Linked DNA regions of Mus musculus: region 1 is linked to region 2. The links are chromatin contacts, found by Hi-C or POLR2A ChIA-PET in ENCODE. All regions are on one chromosome and are shown on one strand. Each heading gives the region's core, a stretch centred on a gene start or an enhancer-like site at or near the end of the contact. The rest is flanking DNA. Distances are from core to core; before and after follow the strand shown.

The links. A loop is a pair of places that touch in the nucleus more often than their neighbours do. ChIA-PET counts read pairs that join two places held with the same protein, here RNA polymerase II (POLR2A).
Region 1: a map of T-helper 2 cell shows a loop between it and region 2 (7-fold over the local background). The contact joins two enhancer-like sites. A Hi-C loop is called at or near these places in 1 of 37 maps with a recorded cell type or tissue (T-helper 2 cell). POLR2A ChIA-PET finds 5 or more read pairs at or near these places in 1 of 5 experiments (embryonic stem cell).

Annotation. Positions count from the first base shown.
Region 1 is chr15:53,320,936-53,328,244 of GRCm38, reverse strand. The region is part of intron 1 of Ext1 (exostosin glycosyltransferase 1); the gene reads left to right. Among named protein-coding and RNA genes, the nearest start is that of Ext1, 22 kb to the left of the region's middle. Within about 2 kb of position 3,683, at least 1 of the 3 ENCODE cell types and tissues checked has a DNase peak (open chromatin) inside an H3K27ac peak, as active enhancers do.
Region 2 is chr15:52,803,864-52,810,630 of GRCm38, reverse strand. The region is part of intron 3 of Gm41323 (a long non-coding RNA gene); the gene reads left to right. Among named protein-coding and RNA genes, the nearest start is that of Gm34794, 21 kb to the right of the region's middle. Within about 2 kb of position 4,917, at least 1 of the 3 ENCODE cell types and tissues checked has a DNase peak (open chromatin) inside an H3K27ac peak, as active enhancers do.

The DNA.
Region 1 (7,309 bases), core at 2,434-4,933, 520 kb before region 2:
GTCAGTATATGTTCTTGGCCTAGCACACTGTCATGAGAATCATGTGCATGGTCTTTGGGGTAAAGATCTTGTGATAGTGTATCAACTTGCATTCTGCATCAACATATTTAGCTCTCTCGTTCTCTTTTGATAGCTGAGAGTTATTTTGTTGTGAAAACAGCACTTTGATTATGTTATAATTGAGTACAGTTGATGAATATTCCTTACTCGCCTCTGATTTTTGGAGACCAATAAGTACTTTGATGGTTTCTGTTTGTCTGTTTTAGCAAAATGAATTCAGGGATGTGTATCTATGACTTAAATGCTACATTTTCTGTTGCCCATATTTATTAAATCCTTTAAAGGCTGAAAAGCTGTAGGATGTGACTTTTTAAAATATAAAAACAGGGTAACATTTCTTTTCCCATTTAGCCAAAAGGCCAAAGTCTGATTGTCAGACTGTTAGTCTCCTGGAGAAAAATAAAGACAAGCTTTCCTTGAGGCATCGGGACTCTTGTGAGACTCGGACTTGTAGAGAGTGGCACTTGGGGGATGACCCCTTCAACTCCTGTGAGTAAGGGTAGAGTTAGGGTTGCCAGACCAGGCCCTGGCTTTCAGGTTACTTCCTGCAGCGCCCTTAAAGTGAGCTTAGTTTCTGTCTTGTCACTAGCAACTACACATCATAATGCCACAGATGATCTCAAATCTAGGACCTGTCAAGAGTGGTTCGTACTGTGACTGGATCAAAAGCAAACAACAACAACAGCAACAGCAAAAGCAGAGAGGGAAAAGGTAAGGGAAGGACCCACATATTTTTCTTGTGAGGCTCCCTTGCTGTATGTTGAAGCTTTGCTCTCTGATTAGAACTGACCGTTGAACAGAGAGGATTTACATCTTTGGGGTCAGGAAGGAGCTTCTAGATTGTAGTCTCAGTGTTCTCTTTTTCTGGCTCTCCTTAGGCACCCCCATCCGATGTGTTTTTTTGTTTTTGTTTTTTTTTTTAAAGCCCTTAGGCACCCCCATCCGATGTGTTTTTTTGTTTTTGTTTTTTTTTTTAAAGCCCTTAGGCACCCCCATCCGATGTGTTTTTTTGTTTTTGTTTTTTTTTTTAAAGCCCTTAGGCACCCCCATCCGATGTGGTTTTTTTTTTTTTTTTTTTAAAGCATGCTTGATTTAATCAGATGGCAGCCACTGTTCATCAGCAACCCTCTGAGGTGAGCAGATAAAGTCAGAACTACGCCCAAATCCTGTATGTATGTATGTATGCATGTATGTACCTACCCATCTATCTATGACAGTATCTATCTATCTATCTATCTATCTATCTATCTATCTATCTATCTACCCATCTATCTATCTATCTATCTATCTATCTATCTATCTATCTATCTATCTACCCATCTATCTATCTATCTATCTATCTATCTATCTATCTATCTATCTATCTACCCATCTACCCATCTATCTATCTATCTATCTATCTATCTATCTATCTATCTACCCATCTAACTATCTATCTATCTATGACACAGTTTCTTGCCATGTAGTCCTGCTGGGTATGTGAGGCTGGCCTTCAACTTCTCATGACTCTCCTGTCTTACCATTCCAAGTGCTGGTAATGGGCACACATGATCCCATCCAATGTCTTTCTCTCAACAACTTTCCCTAAATGGCTCATAAAGGACCTATGTAATTTTGTATCAGATGGGCTGTGGTTCAGTATAACACATTGACTTTGTATTTTCTTCTCACCTCTAGACTTTATGTTCCCATGAGTGTTGGTTCTAGTTTTCCTCATGCAAGTCAATGAATGACCTTGTTCAGGTATCCCTTGCTGATTTCCGTTCCTGAGAAATAAGCTGGGGAGTGTGCTCCTCCCTTGGCAGCGCAGAGAAGAAGGCATTCAGCAGTTGCTGGTTGATACATTTACTTTCTACCTGCTGGCTTTCAACAGTATTAATTTTTATGTACTCATTGTGGATTGTGTTTAATTAAAAGCAGTTCTATTCACAGAGGCACTTGTAGGTTTTTTTTTTTTTCCCTGAAATGAATAAAACAAATAGGCATCTGGTATTTGTTTTGTATAACACAATCCCCATAAAATGAAGAGTAATAAAACATAATTATCTGTAAAGGCTTGTTTTATAAGCCTGAGAATGGGCTTGTTTCTATCAGGGTTTTCAATTCTACTCATGGGATAAGGACTCTCTTTGTACATTAATACACAACTACAATAGCAACGAATGCCTCACAATTACATTCATGATCCTGCCTTTATTAAACGAATGGGGTTTCTTTTGGTTATAGTGTACATACTAAAAGGTTGTCATTACGTTCTGTCTGTATAAGCACATTCCATTGGAAGAAAATTCTATTTCCTGTTCTATATTCTGTTTAACTGGCAGAGTACTATTGGTGATTTATGCCGCTCAGTACAAGTGAAAAAAAAAAAAAAAAAAAGCAGGTTTATGCTTTGTTGTTGAGTCTTTTAGGTCCCAGACCACTCCGCAGATTCCTCCGAGTTGGAAACTGCACATTAAGCATTTACATGTGTTGTATCTGGTTTCATGTGCAATCATATATGCATTCATGTGGAGGCCATAAGACAACCTCAGGAGCTGCGGGGTCTTTTACTGGCCTAGAGCTTGCTGATGGTACTACTCAGCAGGCCAGCAAGCCACAGCTACCTTCTCCATCTCTGTCTCTCGAACCCTAGGAGAGCATATGCATGCTGTGATGATGGCTTTTATGGGTGTTCTGGGATGGAATTTAGGTCCACTTGCAATCACTTTACTGACTGAGCCATTTACCTTGTCCCTTACATATGCTTTTATAGGGTTCATAGATCTTCTGACCATTAGTTATGACCTTTGCTGTATTTATAATCTGAAGCCAAGGTTTTATCTTTAGCAAATGAGTATCAGTTGAAAGAAATTCATCCAGGTTTTTTTTTGTGTGTGTGGATTTTTTGTTTTTTGTTTTTTTGTTTTTATTTTTTTGCTTGGCATTGAATTTAATTTCAGGGCTGGGTTCCTTTGTAAAAATGGAGCAGTACTGTTATCTGGGAGAAGGTACAGAACGTGGGAAGTCTGAGAATTATTAACTCAAAGGTGGATATGCTGTCAAATTGACAGCAAGGACTGTGTCCCCAGGGACTTCTATTGCCAGGACTATTTTTGTTGTTTCTTTCTGTGAGCCTTGAAGTGGTGAATTCATCCTCTGAGGTTGTGTGCCCATTGCTGCAAGGAAAAAAAAAAAAAAAAAGATGGGCGGCAGAATCATGCAGCGGTCTATTTCATGGTGACAGCTTTATGCGGTTGTGTGATGTTGCAGAGCCTTGTGTGTGATATCGACCCTCTTCCTTTGAATCAAACCACAGAGTGTGAGTGGAGAAGGGTGGCTTCAGAAATAACCAATCTCTGCAAAATTGAAACCCTACATAGTTCTGCCTACTACAGATGTAATTGTGTATAGGAAGGAGAAGTCCATCTGTCTAATATTCATGGCCTGTTTGAGGAGGAGTTTCTATGTTTAGAATGCACTCTAACTTTGTACACAGAACTCATGGGTACCATGCTTTTGTTATGAACGCAAGCTGAATGAAGAGCATGGAAGCCCGTGGTTCTCCCCCTTCTCCGCATCATCTTGTGGAGAATGAACAGCTTAAAATAAGACCTCGGTTCCTTATCCAAGGGGAAGCTGCAGGTTCCAGCTCCCGAGAAGCAGAGGCTCTGCACGGTTACTGGAAATACCATTTCTGAACATACTTGGCAACTGAAAGTACCCAATTAAAAAGCTCTGTGGAAAGAGGAAGTCTGTGGATGTGCAATTAGCCCTTCAGCTTTAGAGCGGTTCCTTTATGTGTGGAAGGCCGTAACACGAAATCACTGGACGCAGTTGCTTGGTGCCAGGTGGTTAGAACAGGCTTTTGCATGATGGATTATTTCTTGCTCCAAAAATGGTTCACCTAAAGAGGTTGTATTCCTGACTCTAAAAAAATGGTGGTGTGAAAAAATTCTGAATGTTTTCTTTTCTTTCCCCCCACAAAATTTTAGGTAATTGGTAACCATACCTAGCTATAAGTGGATGTAGTGAACACACAGAGCTGTATCTAAGAGTCACTTGAGGCTCGGGCTCTTTATTTATCTAGTTGTTGTTCTGTTCCCTCCTACTTCTTATTTATTTTTTATTAAAAGCGGATTGCTGGGTACCACTGCTGGCCCTTACTGCCATGCTCGCCCTTACTGAAAAAATGAAGTCTTGTTCTGGAAAGCCAAAAGAGCTGTATATTCTGAGATTATCTTTAGTGTTTATGATAGAGAAAGCAGAAACATTAGGGGCTTAATAGCTTTTCTTATTTACAAGTCAGATTCACCTAAGGGATATTATTTTATGTTGTGCGTGTGTTCGAAATGTTCCTTTAAAATAGATTATCAGAGAGAATAAACAGGGGCGTAGAATTTGTTGCTCATGAAAATACAGAATAGAAAAAGCTTTCCTTTTGGCATGCTTTCCAACAAAGCAGTTCTATAGTATTCCAGTAAATAAACATACACACTCACATGTGCCCTTGCTTTCCAGTTGTACAAGAGCTCATTCCATTGAAGTTTAGTACAGGAATTATTTCCCTCCAGAGATTTCTATAAAAATGGCAGTCGTCAACCATACTGCTCATGTTGTAAGTTCCCACATAACAATACACCTGAAAGCCACCCCCCCAAACAAAACAAAACAAAACAATAAGCAAGCTCTTTAAATATGGTAAGTCTAAAGGAAACATTTTCTTTTTTCTTTTTAAAGGTTTATTGATTTTATGTATATGAATATACCATAGCTGTCTTCAGATGCACGAGAAGAGGGCGTCACATCCAATTACAGAGGGTTGTGAGCCACCATGTGGTTGCTGGGAATTGAACTCTGGACCTTTGGAAGAACAGTCAGTGCACTTAACCACTGAGCCATCTCTCCAGCCCTCAAGGAAACATTTTCTGATGTGGCTTTTGAGGGCACTCAAAATGTTGTCCCTTTATTTATGCTATGGTGGGTGTCACTTCAGTAATCAGTTGGCAAACGACAGTCTCCTCATTACATGAAGGTCACTGCTGTTTTTTCCTCACTCTTTATCCCATTCTTCCCAAGGGAAACAAAACTCTGACGGAGGCATTAACAAATAGGTTTGTTTGTTTATTTGAGGCGCCTGGGATTCAGCCCAGTGTCTCCCACATGCCTCCTCTTGAGCTGTCTCCACAGCCCCACAGTTGGGGTGTTTTTAATAACTCCAACCTCCCTACCTTCAGACCTTATAAAATTGAGATACAAGCTCTTTTTATTAATATGAGCATAAAAGTTGTATTCAGTACTTTCAAAATATTTTCTCCCAACCCTTTTCCATTTTGTCACAAGATCTCTGAAGGAGGAGTGCTTGCTAATGATGCATTGTGCTTAGCCATGGAAGCATCCATGCATTCTTAGCAGCACGTGCTCCCACCAGCTCCTTCCAGTGAACCGTCATGGTGGAATGTTGGGTGGCCGCAGTGCTTTGGTCCCCAGCACTTTATGTCTGTTGGGGGGCGGGGGGGACTGTACTTCCCATGTTCTCTTTCCTCTAGTCCTTGCAAAAGCTCCACAGGGGTAACACTGTTCTGATCTCTACTTGCAAGGTAAGCAAGGTGAGAAGTAGACTTGTCCCATTCTTCCCCAGAGACAAAGAAAAGATGCAGAGTTAGCATGTGAGCCCTGCTTCCAGTAGGCTCTGAATCCTGAGCACTTACCCGGTGCTGTCCCCTGGCTGTTTCCAGGAGCTGTGCTAATATCTCCAGGAGTGTGGGGCTCTGGGCAGCCATTGCGTTCTGTTTTAGAGGCTTCGCCCGTGACCCTGATACTCATTGGGCAACTTTGAGAGTGGCTGCAGTATATAACATGTCCAGCCAGCCTCATTACTTGCTTAGCTGTTTGTTTGACGTTAGCTGAAGATCTGTTCCCTCGAAGACTTTGAGCCTACATTCCAGGGAAGGAGGTTTATGCACGTACAGACATATACTAATGGGAAACACTATGACAAAGAATTACAGCTCTCCAGATCTGGGCTCCACAGTGATTCTGCTGAGAGATCTCACACTGGCTCAGAAGGTAATATCATCTGGGGTCAGAGTCACTTTGCTGAGCCCTGTTTTTTTGTTTGTTTGTTTTAAAGTTTGGAAGAATTTTGCATCTTTACATGTAAGCCCTGTAAGTAGCAGGCAGAAGCAGCTTATAGGGATCTTGACTTTTTCTCTATTCCGTGTGTTTGAAGAGGCATAGTGGGTACTGGGGACTGAACCTAGTGCTTTGCACATGCTTGGCTCGTATGCTAACAGTGAGATCTAGCCCAGCATTGTTGATTATCTTTTATGTTAATGGGATTATTCAGCTAAGCCTTAGGCATGAGAGAAGACTGGACAGGCATTATCATGGTGCTGGTTTTATTTGCATTGAGGCCTGCTGACCAAAAGCTAATGTTTTGCTTCCTGAGTTTTAAACATTTCCTACTGGCGGCATCTTCTGTGCCCTAAGTGCTAAGGATTCCAATCTGTGAGTGACTTTGTAGGAGCCAATTAATCAAACTTCAGAGGAGGACCCAGACTTCATGATACGACGGGGTTAGTTGTGGAATTCTTTATATTCAGACTGGAGCTGGGGCCAGGTTGGCCTTGACAAGTGGAACATTAAACACTTATGGTGACTGGTGGATGATTGCCCACATAATAAAAGGATACATTCATAACAGGTAAGTGCTGCAGTGGGGACTGGATGGAGAGTAGTAAGTAGCTCAGTGTTCTCTGACTGTTCTATAATTGTGGAAAGTACCATTCTGTGCATTTAGTCATTCGTGAATGGAATGTGCATTTTTGACTTTTTATCTTCTAGGCACATTCATTATTATTATTATTACCTTATTATTAATCTGAATTTCTGGCTAATTAGTTTGTTTTAGTTTGAGACAGAGTCTCACTGTGTAGTTCTGGCTGTCCTGGGCAGCCTCAAACTCACAGAGAGCCTCACTCCTCTCCTCTTGGGTATGAGGATTAAAGGTATACCTACCACACCCAGCATTTATGTCTGTCTGTCTTTCCCTCCCTCCCTCCCTCCCTCCTTCCTTCTTCCTTTTTTGATGTTTGTTTGTTTGATTTTTGAGACAGGTTTTCTCTGTGTAGTCCAAGCTGTCCTGGACTCTCACATTATACACCAGGCTGGTTTCAGAGATCTTCCTGCCTCTGCCTCCAGTGTTGAGATTAAAGGTATGAGCCATGCCCATTTTTTTTATGTTTGAATTTCAACGTCAGTGTTTAGA
Region 2 (6,767 bases), core at 3,668-6,167:
GCTTCGCCATAATTCAGCTCCCCATCAAGAAGCTGGCTCTTCTTAAACTTAGTAAGTGATATCCTAGATTGCAGCTGCGATTCCTTTTAGAAAGTAAGCTCGGGGCTTATTATTCTTCACGAGTAAGTAAAAACTCTGAGCTAGCACTGGAGATTGAGGGGTTGCAACAGGGCACAAACAAGGCAGGAGAAAGTCAGAGCAGAGAAAAGCTAGTGAAAGCCTAGTTAAATGAAGCTTTCCCCCATGGTAGAAAAGTATTTTATAACAAACTGTATTGAAAAGGCTGTGGAGTACCGCAGACATACTTTGCAGTGTTGCCAGTTGTGAAGTCTACTGATCACCCCATTAACAGCCATTATGATCAGTGACACAAAAAATGTGATGTACTGCAGAAACTTCAGTGCCTAAGGAGCTGAAAGATAAGTGTTGTGTTTCCCAGATTGAGTGAATTAGAAATACCAACTGCTGAGATGTTTGTCTCAAAAAAGAGGTGGCAAGCTTGTCATTTAGCATTGCCACTGGCAAAGAGCTTACAGTGTGTTCCTCTGAGGAGAGTGGAGATCTGATTGCCTAGAGTCCCTTCTTGTAAGGATCTATTTGAATCTCCCACGGGGTGCTAAAGAACACAGAAGAACACAGCACTTAAATGGAAATTTCACAATGGAAGAAAGAGAGCTCTCTGGGATCTGTTTCTTCTTCCTTTTTATGCATCCTGAATTAAATGCCGTTCTTGGACCTTTTCATTTAGTTGGGGACACATTCCATGAAGTGTTTGTGTGTTTGTGTGTGTGTGTGTGTGTGTGTGTGTGTGTGTGTGTGTACACTTGAATGCAAGTACCTATGGAGTCCAGAGGTCTCAGATCTCCATGGAGCTAGAGATACAGATGGTTCACTGGGTGCTAGTAACTGAGTTTGTGTCTTCTTAACCATTAAGCCATGGCTCCAGCCCCCAAACAGTATGTTTTTGATGCATATTTTCCATTAGCTTGTGATGTGAGTTATAAACCAATAATTAATATGTGAATCCATGGAGATTTGGAGACAGTGGGACAGCAGTTAGTTTTCCCTTACTAATTATAACTCTTGTTACTTAAGACCAGGTCTGAAATCAAGTTTTCAAAAATACAGATGGTATTTGAGAACATCCTTCCTTAAGGAGCATGCTGATGCCGGGCGTGGTGGCGCATGCCTTTAATCCCAGCACTCAGGAGGCAGAGGCAGGCGGATTTCTGAGTTTGAGGCCAGCCTGGTCTACAAAGTGAGTTCCAGGACATCCAGGGCTACACAGAGAAACCCTGTCTCGAAAAACCACAAAAAAAAAAAAGAAAAAAAAAAAAAGGAGCATGCTGACTGACAGACATTCTTGAGTTGTACTTGCAAACATTAAATGTTGAATCTGTGTGAGTGAAAGAGATAATTCACAGTTTAAGAGCCTCAAGTGACCTTTATTTTCATTTGTGTATATGTGTATGTACATGTATGTATGTGTGTATGTATGTGCACAAAATTCTTCTGTTTGAAACATACCTTGTTCCAACTATGTAGTCAAACCAACTCTATCATAATGTTGAGTGTGAGAAAGATTATTTTTCTCAAAATGTTCTTTCATAATTTTGTTTATATGAAAAAATACAAGGTTGCATAGAGTCTAAGATTCAGCAGAGAAGGGATATTGCTATCAGACAAGCCAGGCAGTGCTAAGATAGTGGGCAATGCGGGCTGCTATAGGAGTCTTCAGGGAATAGATTTAGCAGCCATTTCAACCCTGATGCCAGCAAAGATATGTATGCCCACATTCCTTTAGATGGTCAGATGCTGCCCCCTGGCATGCACTGCTTTGTTTCTTAATTAATTCTTAATTCTACCAGGGAGTCCAGTTCTATAACGACATTACCTGCTGTCAGTGCTGGTCCACTGAGGATGTGCACTGTGGGTTTCTCATACTGGCTCTCCCTCCATCACTCACACCTTGGAAAAACAAATGGCTCCCTGGGCCCTCCGAAGTAATGGTGTCATATCCCGGGCTCCTGACCAGATAGGTAAAATCATTCTTGCATTCACATTTCTTGGAGATTTTAATCTTTCCCTCTATACTCTGCAACTAAAATTCTGACATCTCTATTGTACTTAATGCAGCTATTACTTTTTTCAATCTACTGGAGGCATCCCAGGAGTGCAGCTGGAGTAGTACCTTGACTCATCTCAGGATATTAACTTCTGTGTCATGGGAGGTGTTCCATATCAGTAAATTATCCCTCTTCTGGCTTCATAGCTTACCTTTGTTGACAGCACCTTGAGGATCCTTTCCCGGGATGGTCTCAGTATCAAGGTCAAATTTTGCTGCTCTCAGTACCCGACTTTTGGCTGGCAGCCTTGTCAAAACTGAGAATTAAAATCCCCGGACAAGTTTTCTACTTTAGAAAATTAGGTCCTGGTCTCAGATTTCAGCACAGTTTTTTTTTCTCCAAATGCTGAAAATAGGGGTCTTTCTGAATTCCTTCAAAGAAACTTTTGGATATTCACACCATAAAGACTGTTGACTTTATCCAAACCTATATATTTTCTCCTTAACAAATAGCAGCTTATTTCTGACACTTCTTTCTCCAGGCTTTGTAATTAACACTTTTCAGTTCCTCTCAGAAGTCAGACATATTACACAGAGGCAAGGGCATGCACTTCTACTTGTACCTTCTGCCAGTTCATCCTAGATAAAAGATGTGGACATAGGTCTATGTGCATGAAACTCTTAGTGACTCATCTATGGGAGGGAAGCTTTCATTGACAGCCTGATTTGAAAACATGGTTCTTGTGTACTGTTTTTATTAAGCTTGGGCTCTCATGGAAAGCCATGCAGAATACGGATATGTTGTATACAGGGAATGAAACTCCAGAAAGCCTAGCTAAAATCCAGCCTACTCCTGTTCTCAAGTGGAGAGCCAGTAACCAAAGAACACTACAGAATCACTCCATCTTAAGGCAGAGGAACAGATTTTTGTATTCTTGATTCAACCTGACATTGAAGCTTGGCTATTCTTAGGAAAGGGCCATGTAACCTTCCAGACATAGACAGGCAAGGCATCTCTTGTCAGCTGAGGGCAGTTTTCCAGAAAAAGAAAATGATGCAGCCATGTGCCTTTGGAGTTTGACACTCATAAAAGGTGGAGGATGGGTGACCAGCCTTGTAAAAGGATCTGGGGAAGGTGCCAGCAGTCCTATTATAAAGAGAGAAGTTTCTGCAAGAGGAATGGCTAAGGAAACTTCTGTACATATGAGAGCTTTAAGCTCCTTATTTGAGCAGAGTTATTATTATGATCATATTTCTGAATTTTCTGAACTTGTTGGTGCATTAATTAGTTCATTTACTTATGCATTTGTTCAAGAAATAGGTGTTGTATGTTCACAGCATAAAAGGCATCTCTGCAGGCACTAAGTCGATAGCAATGAAACAGAAAATGTGGTCCTTGACCTTAAGGGACTTAAAGCCTAATGATAAAGATAATTGCTATACTGCTGTAGTGGAGCTTCAATGATGCATTAACAGTCATCACTTAGATGATGTGCACACAGAGTAGCAAAGAAGACTTAATAACTAAATGGTTATGCGAGTACATTCTCCATATGGGGTAGGACATAGGATGTATATACTGTTTTCTCCATAGATGTGTAATATAATCAGACTCTATATTGAATATGACTCTACTAAGGTTAAATTTTAAATTTTAACTTATTTATTATTATCATTGTGCTTTGATTCAGCAGGATATTGCTTATCGCTACAGAGCATAGAATAGCCTTGAACTCCCTCAACCCTGAATCCACTCGAAGTTTCAGTCACACTTCATCTTCCTCCCAAGCTGGCAATAGTTACCTCTCTTACCCTTATTTCTGTGTTTGTCTCGTTTCAAGTGCTGTTTTTGAAAGATTACAAAATATATATACTGTAAGTGGCAGGGTATCCACTTATAAAAGCCTCTGAGTGGATCCACCACAGCATATTGTTCATTATAAAGTTGACGACTGTGGTGTGTGTGTGTGTGTGTGTGTGTGTGTGTGTGTGTGTGTGCGTGAATTGTAGTCTACATAGAACAATGTGAGGCTTCAAGTAGGCAGACTTATCACACATTTATTTTCTTTATACAAATAAGCCTTTTCAGGTTTACTGATTTGCAAATTCTGGCTCCCTGGCCTCTGTTTCTTTGGGAGAGAGAGAACTCAGTCTTTATATTGATTGGTTAAAGGCAGCCTTGAGTCAGCTGATGCACACCAATGGCAATATGGAGTCGTATTTATAGCTTGCCTAGAAATGAAAGCCTTTTATTGCATTATTGTGAGGACGGGTAATGGACACAAGCAGTTGTCAAAGTTATTGATGATGCTGCATTTCCAATCACAAACTAGGATACCCAAGGCTGGTTGATTTGCTAGATTTAGCCATAAAGTATGAGTGAGAATTAGTTGGTGAAATGCTTGTTAATAGAACCTCATGATGCATTCTTTCCTATTCTATTGGAGAAAATTTCAGCCTTTGAAAAGAAATCCAGGGAGATCAATGTTCTGTTTGAAGCAATTTTTTTTTAAAGAAAAAAATCTATCAGGGTCAGAGAAACTATGGAGTTACATGACATCTACTGACGGTAGAGAATATCACAATTCAGGCTTCACTGAGAGATGACTCTCCTTTTCCTATAAATATTTGTAACAAATATCTGCATGTGGAAATATTATGGTACTAGACCATCAAACTAGAAACTCAGGGTCTAAAGTTCTTTTCCTCAGCTCGTTCTTGTGCTAGGGGACTGGATTGGAAATGGTTGTGCCTGGGAGCTACTGCTCGATTTAGCTTCTTTCAGGTTGAAAGATGATGCCAGCATCAAGCCTCCAGTTCTGCCACAGAGCAGCCTGCAAGAGATTTGTGGGCTGTCTTGTACACAGGAGCAAAACACATCACTGTCTTTCTACCAGAAGGGTGTTGCTTGCTCTCACCAGGCAGAAATCCAGCCCAACTCAGATAAGCTCCAGAGTCACTGTATCTAGGCAAAAGAAAATGAAATACTGATAGGAAAGGGATCAAGAGCCTTGCTGTGTTGGTTATCTATTGTCACATTAGTACTGCAGAAAAGCAGCCACAGATCTCCATGTATTAACGAGAGTTTCATTTTTGCTTATGTTTCCATGGGTTTCTATAAGTGAGGAGATGTTGATAATCTGGGTCAGGTGTGAGTACTTCATTTGGGCTCAAAATGTATTTGTGGTCAGTTGGTGGGTTGTCTACAGATTGGCTCTGATGGTGTCCATGGCCAAAATATCTTGGATTTGCTTTATGTTGAGTTCTTACTGTCCAACAAGCCAGGATTGTTCTCGTGGGCAAGGAGGTTCTAAGAGAGCAATGGGGAAGAGAAACACGCAGTTTCATGGAAGCTAGAGTGTGAAACTGGTAGGCTTATCCCCTTTCTCACATTTTCCTGGGCAAAGCAAATCACGAAGGCACCCTAGACTCCAGGATATAGAAAAATCTTCAAAATCACACAGAAGCCAATCATGATGGGGTATAGTGTAATTTCAGCACCAGGAAGTAGAGGAAGAAGATAGTGAGTTCAAAGCATGATTGGGTTATACAGTGAAGCCATCTAAAAATAAAAACAAAATATGTGTGTAATGGACACAGGTTCTAGAATGGGTAAAGGACTAGGAATGCTTATACAGTAAATTAATCATATTTTCTTGTACATAGAAGTTTCATGTTTTAACTTTCTGATAAGTAGTTTATGAGAAACTACTCAAAATCAAGGCTTTATGAGAAGAGTTAGTCCTTTTGTAAGTCCAGCCCTAGATGATTTATAGAATGGCTCTTTTCTTACAACAGGAAGAGTTTGGTTTCTGGCTCATCCACTTTGATCCATCATTCGCTTATTTTACACTTTGTTTTTTTCATTTTTTAATTAGTTATTTTATTTGCTTACATTTCAAGTGTTATCCACCATCCCAGTTTCCCCTGCACAAGCCCCCATCTCCTCCTCCCTCCCCCTGCCTCTAAGAATGCGGTCCCCCACCTGCCTATCCACTCCTGCCTCAGCGACCTAGCCTTCCCCTATTCTGGGTCATCCAACCTCCACAGGATCAAGGGGGATCCCCTTCCAGTGATGCCAGGTAAGGCAGTCCTCTGATTCATATGCAGCTGGAGCCATGGCTACCCCTTGTGTTCTTTTTGGTTGGTAGTTTAGTCCCTGGGAGCTTTGGGGGGGGGGTGTCTGGTTGGTTGATATTGTGTTTCTTCCTATGAAGTTGTAAATCCCTTCAGCGCCTACAGTCCTTGCCCTAGCTTCCCCACTGGGGTCCCCAGCTCAATTCAATGATTGGCATCTGTATTGGTCTTGCAAAGCCTCTCAGGGGGACAGCTATACCAGCCCCTGTCGCAAGCTCTTCTTGGCATCAGCAATAGTGTCTGGGATTGGTTTTAGCAGATGGGATGGGTCCCTAGGTGGGGCGGTCTCTTGATGGCCTCTCCTTCAGTCTCTGCTCTCCAGCTTTGTTTAGGAAAGGAGTTTACATCATTTTCTACTGGGGTAGAAATAACAGATAAAGGCAAAATTGTTAATGCTGGCAAAGAAGTGTCTTTCCCCTAGAATTTCCTCTCTGTGGAACGTTATGGAGGTGCGTGCTGTCATTGGATTACTGGGATCAGGGGAGATGGATCTGAGGATAAGAACTTGCCAGAATTTGGATTTCCCCAGAAGTCACTTAAATGCTAAATATGCATGGAGTCCTGC